Linked DNA regions of Homo sapiens: region 1 is linked to region 2. Evidence: chromatin contacts called from ENCODE Hi-C data. All regions are on one chromosome and are shown on one strand. The core of a region is the stretch at or near the end of the contact, and the rest is flanking DNA. Distances in the headings are between cores, read along the strand shown. Region 1 holds the start of ATP1B1 (ATPase Na+/K+ transporting subunit beta 1). Region 2 holds the start of RCSD1 (RCSD domain containing 1).

Region 1 (5,340 bases), core at 213-2,712, 1.5 Mb before region 2:
TGCATTATTAACCCTTTAATTTTCAATCAAGAGAGACTCACAGGCTGCATTTTTTTTTCTTTACAAAAATTCATATATTCCAGCTTCTTCCATTTCAAAATGTCAGCTAAGCACTATTTCCCTGACTCATTCTCCTGCCGATTCCCACAGATCCTCCCAAGCAGGAACACCAATCGGCCTCTGTTCAGGACTCCCTGAATGACTGCAGTGGTGGTGCCAGTGGTGTTGGTGGTGATGGTCATGATGATGATGATGATGATGATGATGTTGGAGGAGGAGGGGGCAGTGATGCAGCAGGGGGAGTTCCCTCCCTCCTTCCCTCACGCAGTCACGACTCATAGATTCGCCTACAACTCTGCCCTTCAAAATGACCTTTTTTTTAAAAAAAAAAAAGTCACCTTTCCGGAGAGGCTGAAAACAAGAAATCTAATTTTCGATGGAAAAAAGTCTATCCAACCAAGCAACAGGCTGCACAAAATATTTTAAGATCAGCTGCTCTGCGTTTATATTCCCTTCACCATAATCAACCCAACCTACTGACTGATCCACAACTGTCTGTGTAGACCTTGAAAACAACCAGACTTTGCCAGGTTTCGGGCCAAAGCTAAGAATCGGAGTCCTGAAATGGAGCTTATTGAACCATTTCTGGGTGGTGATGACTCCAGGGGAGGTCATGGAGGGAAATCCTTAGCCATCGCTGTGAAATACTACAGTGTGGATGGATTCCTCTCCACCCTTCTCTTTCCTCTCTTTTGAGATACGTATTTAGACTAGAAGAAAGATGCTGTAACACACAACCTCGTCTGCATTAGATCCCATCACCTCACGAGGTTCTCTCAAGACCCCAGATCTCATTTTTTTTTTAAGGACTCAGGACACGGGAGAGACAAATGTAGTCTCGCAGAGCCTGACTATTCCCAGGAGTAAAAGGCTCAACCGATGCACGGTAGGAAAGACTGCAAATTACCAAGCCAAGATCGCTACGATATGCATAACCTTCCGCCTGTCGTGTTCCAGCCCCGACCCTGCGCCCCACTCTGGGGACACCGCATTCCGCACAGGACTGCAAGCCCAGGCCGGCGCGACCCAGCAGCGTCCACCACCCTCGCCCCCGCCACCCCGGCCAGCGCGGTGGGTGCGGAACCGGCCGCGGACCCTGCGCAGGGGATGCGCCGCCCGGGAAAGATCAGACGCGGCGGCCGGGAGCTGCGGACCCCGTACTTACACCAACTGCCACCGGTCCTGCCCAGAAACTCCTTCTTCTCTGAGTTCCAGATGAATTTCTTCCAGCTGCCCTCCTCCTTGGCTTTCCCGCGGGCCATGGCGATGGCGGGTCAGCAGCTGCCGCGGTCCGGAGGGTGGGTGGCTGCGGCGCGCGCCCTGGCGTCCTCTGCGCCGCTCGGCTTCTCCGGCCTGGCTCTCTGCAGGCAGGACGCGCCGCTGCCGCTGCGGCTCTCGGAGTGCGAGACGCGCGGCGGAGGAGCCAAGGCAGGAGCAGGAGGAGGGGGAGGCGGCGGCGGCGGCGGCGGCGGGGCGGGGGCGGAGGGAGGGACGGCGCAGGCTGCGCGGCTCCGAGCCCCGCACCTATTGGTGGGCGCGCAGCCGCTCGCGGGCTTTCTTTGGTCCGCCGAGCGCTCCTCTAGCCCTTGGGGGGTCGGGGGCTCCGCGAACCCGTAGCTGCCGCTCCCGCTGCCACTGGGGACGTGTGCTGGGCCCCCGCCTCCCCTGACCTCTGCAGAGACAGGCCCGGGGTAGGAGAGTCAGAGAGGGAAGGACGGACAAGCGGACTGCGGGGCGCCACCGGCACTCCCGCCAGGAGCCGAGGAATTGGCTGCGCCCGCCCTACCTTTACTATATACCGCGCCCCGGCGGCCGTGCGCCCCGCCCTCTAGCGGCCCGGTGGCCAATCGCCGGCGCCAGGGGCAGGGACTCGGCCCGAGAGGGCGGGTTCGGGGCCGGCACAAAGGAGCCGCCGGGGCTAGAGGGGCCGCTTGGATCGCTGGGCGCGGGGCGTTGGGCGCGGGGCGAGGAGGAGGCGGGGGCGGCGGTGAGGGACGCGCAGGCAGCGCCGCGCAGCCCCCTCCCAGCTCCCGGCTGGGCGTGAACCGCCCCTTCCGTGGCTGGGGGATCCGCACCTGGGTCGCCCGGAGCCTCGAGGACCCCAGCCCGGCAGTCCTGGCCCAGCCTCCACGCCTCTGCCTGCCCGCCCGCGCTTTCGGCCTCCCTGGGCTGTGGGTCCACCCCTCCTGGGCGCTGGCGGGGTGGGGGAAGGTCACTCCGGGACGCCGGACTGGCGAGGACTCTGCCCAGCTCCGCCCCGCCTCCCGCTCCTGCACCTGCCGCCCCCTCGCACTCCCCGCCACTGCGGTTGCAGTTCCGGCCCTTCCCTCTTCTTTGCAGGCCAGCCCAGCCGGCAGCCCCGGTTCCTGACTGCCCGGCTGTGCCCCTTGTGGGCGGCCTGAACCACCTCGAGCAGGACAATTGCCAAACCCACCCAGGGCGGTAGCCCGCAGTGAGTTGTCCCGTAGAAACCAATTGAGACTCAGGCCAGTCTAGACCCCAGGCAACAATATCTGCACGTGACCCAGCCACCGAGGACTTTCTTGGTGCCCGGTCGGCGGCGGGTATTCTCATTGGCATGCTTTTATGCCCCCTTGGGGGTATCGATCCCTTTGTTCTGCTGTAAAATTCTTGGAGCCAAAGGACCTTTGGGAAAACCTAGCGCATAGGGCAAGATGTTGCAGACCTGGGGCATAGAGTACCCCTTCCCACTCTTTGTCCGCTGTTGCTGGAAAGCCAAACTCTTGGTTTCATCCCTCTCCTATGAGCCCCCAAGCAGCTTTATACATCCCTCTGAGGACAGTGACACAGCAGAAAACACCGGGATGCTTCTGCTTCCACTGCAGAGAAGCCCTATCCCCAGGGGCCATCATGGCCCATCTTGACGTCCCAGCCCCATATCAGAGAATTCCCCAATACCAGGATGCTTGTCCTTATCCTGGCCACCCTTCTGTCCCCAAGGTCAACCTCGCTGGCATAAAGACAAGCCCGAACTGATTAAGAATGAGCATTTTTCTAATCCTTCTCCAAGCTCGCCTGCAGGACCTGTGCAAACCTAAACATTCCTGAAATTCGGGGGAGAAGCGACCACCTATCCACCAAGCCCCAGTGGGGGAGGCTGCAGGGCTCTGTCAAGGGCATCCGAGAGAGAGAACAGCTTATTGAGAAAGGAAGCCACCTCTCGTTTAGCACCTGTAATGTTTATGTTGGAAAAACCCCAGCTTGGTAGTATGAGAGCTGCAGGAAGATGCTGCACTTGCGGGTATGATGACCCTGGTCCCCTTCAGGCAGAAGTTACCTTATCGAGTAGTTTTCCAGCAGGACAGGTTGCTGGGAAGGGTATGTGTTGTTGAGTGTCCATTACTGTAACAGGAGGGAAAACCTGTAGGCAGAATCAGCAAAAAGAGATGAGTGGGGAAAGGGTAGCATGGGAAGGGATGAGGCGGTTCTGGGAGTTGGTGGTGCCCTTACTTGTGCCCACTCCGTTCCTGTACCTTGATTCCCAACCCCCCTTCCAAAAGAAGCATATGGTAAGACAAAATATATAAAGAGAGTCTCCAGTGACAGATTTTCTTTTTTCCTAAAACAAGTGTCCTACCTTAGCTCTTCAGAGGTGTAGCAAACACCCAGTAGACTGATGCTTGGTCTCTAGTCTTTGATTTACTGTCTTCCACTGGGGAATATCTTCCCCTCTCAAATTTTAGGTCCCTAGCTCTACTCATCCCCCCTTCCCTGCATGGAAACTCTTCACAGGTTCAGATGAAGTCCTGAGGGTCACGTCTGCACAGCCAATGCAGCAGCTCATCCTAAGCCAGCCTCCTCCAGCCTTCCTGAAAACCTCCAGGTTTCCACCCAGTCCTGGGATTGCTGCTGGAAAACATGATCTCAGCCCTATAGGAACCAGATTTATCTCAGTAGCTCATCTCAGACTCCACTTGCCCCGCCACTCTAGACCATCTGGAATTGTACCACTCATCTAACCACTTCATCACACAGAACAAGCTGGTAAAGACCTACATTCACCTTCCCAGCTTCAGAACATGCATGCTAGCTGGGTGACCTTGGGCAAGTCACTTGTTCTCTCCAGGGCTGTTCCCTCAGTCATAAAATTGAAGTGATACATTATTGCAAGGATAAAAGGAGCGATATGGGAAAGTGTTAAGCACAGTGCCTGAGGCATGGCAAGAGCTAAGTAGCTAGCTTAATTATAATCAGCTGTTTCCATTTGACCTTGGCTAACCTTGGGGCTGTTGCTATGACTTTGTCACCTTCCCACTCTGATACCCACCCCATACCAGGACTCTGAGTTCCCATCAGCCCCTAGAAGGTCACCCTGACGCATTCCCCACCCTCTCTGCCACCTTTCCCCTTGCTTTCCAGTGCGCTTCCTGCTGTGTGACCTCCTCCAACTCAAGTAATGAATAACTCAAGTACTTTATGTCCCGTTGGGCTGTGCTGAGCTGGGCTTTTGTTCCAAGGCCCCTTCTGTGAAGGGTGCTGTAGCAGCAGGTTGAAAGCCGAACATGTGTGGTTCTCCAAAGGGAGGGGTGCCCCGGCAGGTGGAGTGTGTGGCTGGGCGTGGAAGAGGGTGTGGACCATGGGGAACTAAGACAACTTTTCAGTCAATGCGTATGGAAACCCAGTGTTTCTCTGCAGAAAGGAGAAAGAAATTATTCAGTTCAGTTTAAAGGCTCAGGAGGAAGAGAACAATTTTTAATCCCTTTTTTCAGTGCAGGCTGGGGAAGAGGCATGGTTCTGGAGTCCTGTGATTGGTTCTGCCCAAGGTTAGTGCTCTGTGGGTGGATGAGGGGAAGCGGAGAGCAGGAATGGCAGGAGAGCGGTGAGAGACCTCCGTCCCAGTGAGGATGACATGTTCTAACTCAGGAAATGAATAGATGCTCTTGCGATTGAAGAAAAATCTACGCTGGAGGCAGACAGGCTGGCAGGTAAAAGCAGGACAGAGCAGTCCTGTTTGTAGCAAGGTGGCCAGTCAGAAGCTGGGCTGGGAGAAGAGGCAGGACAAATCAACCCCTAGCAGTAAGATCCTTCTGTTCAGAGAAGCTAAAGTGAGGGGTGCCTGCAAAAGAGAGGGCGCAACTTGGCAGGCTGCATGAGGTCGAACCAGATTTGAAAAACAGACCTTCCCCTCTCTGCCCCTCCCCAAATATTGGCTCTCTGAATCTCTCTGCCAAACACAATGCAGACTGCTCTTCAGAGGGCTCCGCAGGGCTGAGCTGCCAATCCCACCTTCACACACGTGCTCACTCACAGTGGGGTTCT
Region 2 (4,830 bases), core at 94-2,593:
AGGCAGAGGTTGCAGTGAGCTGAGATTGTGCCACTGCACTCCAGCCTGGGTAACAGAATGAGACCCTGTCTCAAAAGAAAAAAATAAAAAGACCACCAGGGCCCAGGCACAGAGCCTGGAGCGGGGAAGAGATAGCGGAGTTAACTGTGAATCCTGATTGCACTGACCACAGTCTAGTGAGCAACACATGTTTCCTTTTGAATATGAGTGGGAATCACCTTTAAAACTATATAACATTTGCATCTTCTCAAAAGCCCCAGGTCCTACTAAGATTGACTTAGGGCTACATATCAGGTCTCATTTTCAAGGAGGAAACACAGGGAAGCCTCAAGATGTGCAGAAGAGAGGGATGTGGGGAATACACCCAACCACTCCTCTGCTGAGGTTGGAACAGAACAAGGAAAGTCCCCGGACCTCCTCTCAGCAGGCAGAGAAGTGCGGGGCCTCCCTCTGGCAAAGCCTGCAGATGTGGCCAGCATACCTCCATACACACAGCTTCAGAGGCAAGGGTGTCCAAGGGAGTCTTAAGTTTTATCAGAAATAATGTCATTCGACTGACCAGTAAGGGGAGCTTTCAGAAAGTTATGGAAGAAGATGCGACAGACACAGGAAGGACTTCAGAAGCAAGAAGACAACTGGACTCTCTAAAATGCCACTCCGAAAGCGAAAAGGGAAGCCCACAGACCCACGAAGACGTGCTGGCCTCGTGTTGCCAGTTCTGTTTCTCTTTCAATACCCATCTCTTCAGATTGAAGGGCTTCTGCCTTCTTGCAGTTTTTGCTGACACGTTTACCCATTTACAAACCTTGGCTGCACCTAACTTTTTTTTTTTTTTTTTTTTTTTTTTTTTTTTAGCATTTAAGTTCCTAGCCAAAATACCCGGGCCTCTAGGAAAGCCCTTTTCTCTCCCTCTGAGATCTTTCCTTACCAACCCCAGCCTCCCAACCCGGGTGTCCTAGGTGGGACCAGGGACGATCCTTCGGAGTTGGTCAAGGAGGCGTCGGAACAGCAGGCATTTGCCCTTCTAGTTGGCAGCAGCGATGAGCCGCGTGCTCCATGCTCAGGGCAGGGGCAGCCGCCCGGGGAAGGGGCGCCCGATACACCGCTCACCGCTCAGCCCCGCGTCTCCCTCCGGGGTCCTTTACCTCCATGTCCTTCAGGTGCCGACTCTGCGGCAGACGCACCCGCTCGCCCGGGCCGGAGCTCACGATCCCCGCTGTCCCCTCCGCTCCCGGCCGTGGCCAGTTTCGGGCTGCGGCGGGCACAGGGCGAGTGGGCGGTGGCGCGCGCCCGGCTGCGCTCGGCTGCGGGACTGCCCCGGCCGCGGGGGCCCTGCGCGAGAGAACGAGGAAGGAGGAGGAGGGAGGGAGGGAGGAAGGGGAGGGGAGGGGAGGGTGGGGAGCGGGGAGGGAGGCCGACGATCAGGGTTTAAATTTAGACGCAAATCTAAACAGATACTGTCCCTCCCAGGGCAGGACTCAAGAGCGGGAGCCACGACTCCATGTGCCCAAACATGGGGATGGGCAGCCACCGGGCCCCTCTGTCTCGCGAAGTTTCTCAGGACCCTGGGCTTTGCCACGGTCTCAGTCCTTCTCAACGTCTCCCTCCCTTAATGCGCCTTCTTTCTTTTTCCTGTCCCTTCAAGAATTAGAGTGGTCCTTTAATTCTTTTTGTTTCCTCTCTTTTCGATTTCCTTCTTTTGTGTCCATCCTTCCTGCTTTCCTTCTTCCTCTCCCTCTTTTTAAAATTGCATTACTGTCATACCTGGTTTCCCTGCAGTTCTTGGGTGGAGTTCGAGGACCCTCCCTGGTGGAAGGCGTTTGTGTTCTACCAAAAGAGGAGCCCTTCTGACCGAGGCTTCAGAGCTCAGCGTGGCGCCGACGGGACCACCTTTCCCTTCTCACCTCTTTTCCTCTCCACCTTCCAGGAAACCACTATCTATCCATCTATCCATCTATCTTCTGTATACGAGTAGAAGGAGGAGGAGGAGGAGGAAAATCAGGAATCCACGCAAAGTTTTCCAAGCTCCCTGAAGTGGTAAATCTTTTCTTCAAACCTTGCTTTGACTGATGCATTCGGTTTTGTGGGAATTTTGGCTCCCACAAGCTGCTTGCTAAAGGGCCTCGTCTCCATTCCTGTTAAATATAGCAAAGGGCAAGATGCTCAACATCTGATTCCCATAGGGCCCAGCATAGCAACCTTCCTTTAGGGCCATCCCGGCTGGGCAGCAGAGACCGCATGGGAGGGATTCGGGGACTGGAATCTGCACCAGGGTCACTCCCTGCTACCCGGATCCCGGCCCCCTTCAGACCCTTCGGCAGAGAGAAACAGGAAAATGCCTTGAGAGACCTGTGAGTGCCAGGGTATTGGCTGGGTATATGACGCCTCTGGGTTATCCCACAGCATTCTCACCCGCCCAACCCCAGCTCAACCAGGGGAGGGGAGCCCCATCAGAGGTGGGCAATGGGACAGGTGATGGTGAGCACTGTGAAGAGACATGTGGAGAAACAGTAGAGAAAAAAGGCTGAGAGTCTGCTCCTGCTACAAAGACTACCCTGATTCTGGTTATCCCGGCACCATCTTTGCACTTTCAGGCACTTAGATTGCTGCTTTGGGTACCAGTCTTAGAAATATGGCCTCCTTCCTGTCCTAGAACTTTCTAAGGCCCAACTTTCTAAAACACTGGCAGCCCTAATGCCAGAGTGGCTTCTAGTTCTTTAGCTTAGCTAAGCATAGAGGAAGACGCCTGGTTTTAGGAACAGACAGATTGAGGGCTGAATTCCAGCTCTGCTACTTTCTAGTTGTATTTTTTAGACAAGTCACTTAACTGCTCTGATTCTCATTTTCCTCACCTATACAATGTAGTAGGCACTCTGCAAAAAGTGGCTGTTTTTATCATGCTTAGCCCCATGTACAAGCTTCAGATGAATAAGAGCCTGATATTTCTTTTATTTAGAGACAGGCACTCGGGGACCCAGTGAAAAGAGCCCTCACTCCCAGGAATTAATAGTGAGGCCCCTCCCAGTCCAGCCACATGGCTGCTCAGGTGAAGACTCGAGAGCAGAGTCGGCAGTAAGGAAGGGTATTTACTGGTAACCTGCAAGGCACACTTTTGCTCGTGCTTCTTTCCTTTCTTTTTAAAGGTGCAGGACGTAGTGATGACTGCATAGTCTACTATCAGGTCTTCTAACTCTGCTCCACAGGGCCTTTTCCTTTCTCCCTCTACCTAGTCCTCCTTTGTGCTCAGAATGGGGCTGCCCCAGCACAGGTTTCTGGCTTCACAAACAGGAGGGCGGAAGTGCTTACCCAGAGGAAACCGTTAGGCCTAGATAACATCAGTCACCCAAGGTGACTTGCAGCTGCTCCCCACGCCCTGCTTAGGCCTCTCTTGGCTGAGAACAGATGACCACAAAGCAAACAAGCTTGGCCTCCACCATGCTCCTGGGTCCCCAGTGCAGAGTTTAATGCTGCTCCAGAGCTATTTGGGCCCCAGACTGGGACTTCTCCTGAGGGAGGGGGTGGAAAACGGGGAGGGAGGGACCAAGAGGTAGCCCCGAGCTGTGTTTAGGCAGCCATGAGTAGGTGTGGTGTGTGTACTCCCCTTATCTTCTTCTTCTGTCCCTACAGAAGATCTCCAGGAGCCAGAATAGCAGTAACTCTGCTGATAAACACCCAGGTTTGCTGGGTTATCTGGGATTGTAACTGGCTGCTCTGGGGGCTGGGAGGAAACAACAGCCCAAGGGGAAGGGAAAGTGACTTTCCGAGGAGTTGGTTCCCCTCTCTCTCTGGAGGTCTGGCTGGCTAACACGGAACCACTTCCTTCAGTCTACCCTGGGCCTTCCCCTTCATATATCCTGATAGCCAGAACCAGCCACGCAATAAGTAGAGGTCATCAGGTAACTAACAATAAAAACACCAGGCTGGGCTCATGCCTGTAATCCCAGAACTTTGGGAGGTGAGGCAGGTGGATCACAAGGTCAGGAGTTAGGGACCAGCCTGGCCAACATAGTGAAACCCCATCTCTACTAAAAAAATACAAAAATTAGCTGGGCATGGTGGCGTGTGCCTGTAATCTCAGCTACGCGGGAGGCTGAGGCAGAAGAATTGCTTGAACCTGGGGGGCAGAGGTTGCAGTGAGCCAAATTCTTGCCACTGCACTCCAGCCTGGGTGACAGAGCCAAGACTCCGACAAAAAAAAAAAAAAAGGCCAGGTGCAGTAGCTCACGCCTATAATCCCAGCACTTTGGGAGGCCGAGGCAGGCGGATCACGAGGTCAGGAGTTTGAGACCAGCCTGGCCAACATGGCAAAACCCCGTCTCTACTAAAAATACAAAAATTAGCTGGGCGTGGTGGCATGTGCCTGTAATCCCAGCTACTTAGGAGGCTCAGGCAAGTGAATTGCTTGAACCCACAAGGCAGAGGTTGCAGTGAGCCGAGATCGTGCAGCTGCACTCCAGCCTGGGCAACAGAGTGAGACTCCATCTAAAAAAAAAAAAAAAAACAAAAAATAAAAAAACAAGAACACCAGAGATACAGCTCAGCCAAGGGAGGGGCGTATGGGGAGGTATGGGGAGGAGCCAGGCATATAGAAGGCCCTCAATAAATATTTAGTGAATGAGGCCAGGTGGTAGCTCACACCTGTAATCCCAGTGCTTTGGGAGGTGGAGGATGGTTTGAGCCCAGGAGTTCAAGGCTGCAGTGAGCACTCTATCCTTGGCAACAGAACAAGACCTTGTCTCTAAAAAAATAAAGTAAAATAAAAATAATTTGGCGAATATGTGCGTGAATGAATGAACAAGTGAAGCAAATTAGGATCTTTCCCTTTAAGTC

What was found. Hi-C counts contacts between places; a loop is a spot of excess contacts on that map. Pooled maps may share reads with other maps.
Region 1: a loop to region 2 is called in a pooled map, with 4 times the contacts of the local background. The contact joins the promoter of ATP1B1 here to the promoter of RCSD1 in region 2. A Hi-C loop is called at or near these places in 2 of 37 single-sample maps with no recorded cell type and 4 of 50 pooled maps.

Annotation. Positions count from the first base shown.
Region 1 is chr1:169,102,812-169,108,151 of GRCh38, reverse strand. It overlaps ATP1B1 (ATPase Na+/K+ transporting subunit beta 1), which reads right to left and starts at 1,462. Exons shown (of 6, transcript NM_001677.4): 1 at 1,226-1,462. The coding sequence starts at 1,322. It overlaps LOC101928596 (a long non-coding RNA gene), which reads right to left and starts at 4,028. Exons shown (of 2, transcript NR_135799.1): 1 at 3,659-4,028; 2 at 3,245-3,442. RefSeq lists enhancers at 753-1,325, 1,326-1,898, 1,687-1,981, 2,472-3,045 and a silencer at 1,495-2,414.
Region 2 is chr1:167,626,745-167,631,574 of GRCh38, reverse strand. It overlaps RCSD1 (RCSD domain containing 1), which reads right to left and starts at 1,343. Exons shown (of 7, transcript NM_052862.4): 1 at 1,146-1,343. The coding sequence starts at 1,151. RefSeq lists enhancers at 557-626, 3,145-3,194, 3,205-3,374, 3,455-3,514 and silencers at 1,167-1,386, 1,407-1,486.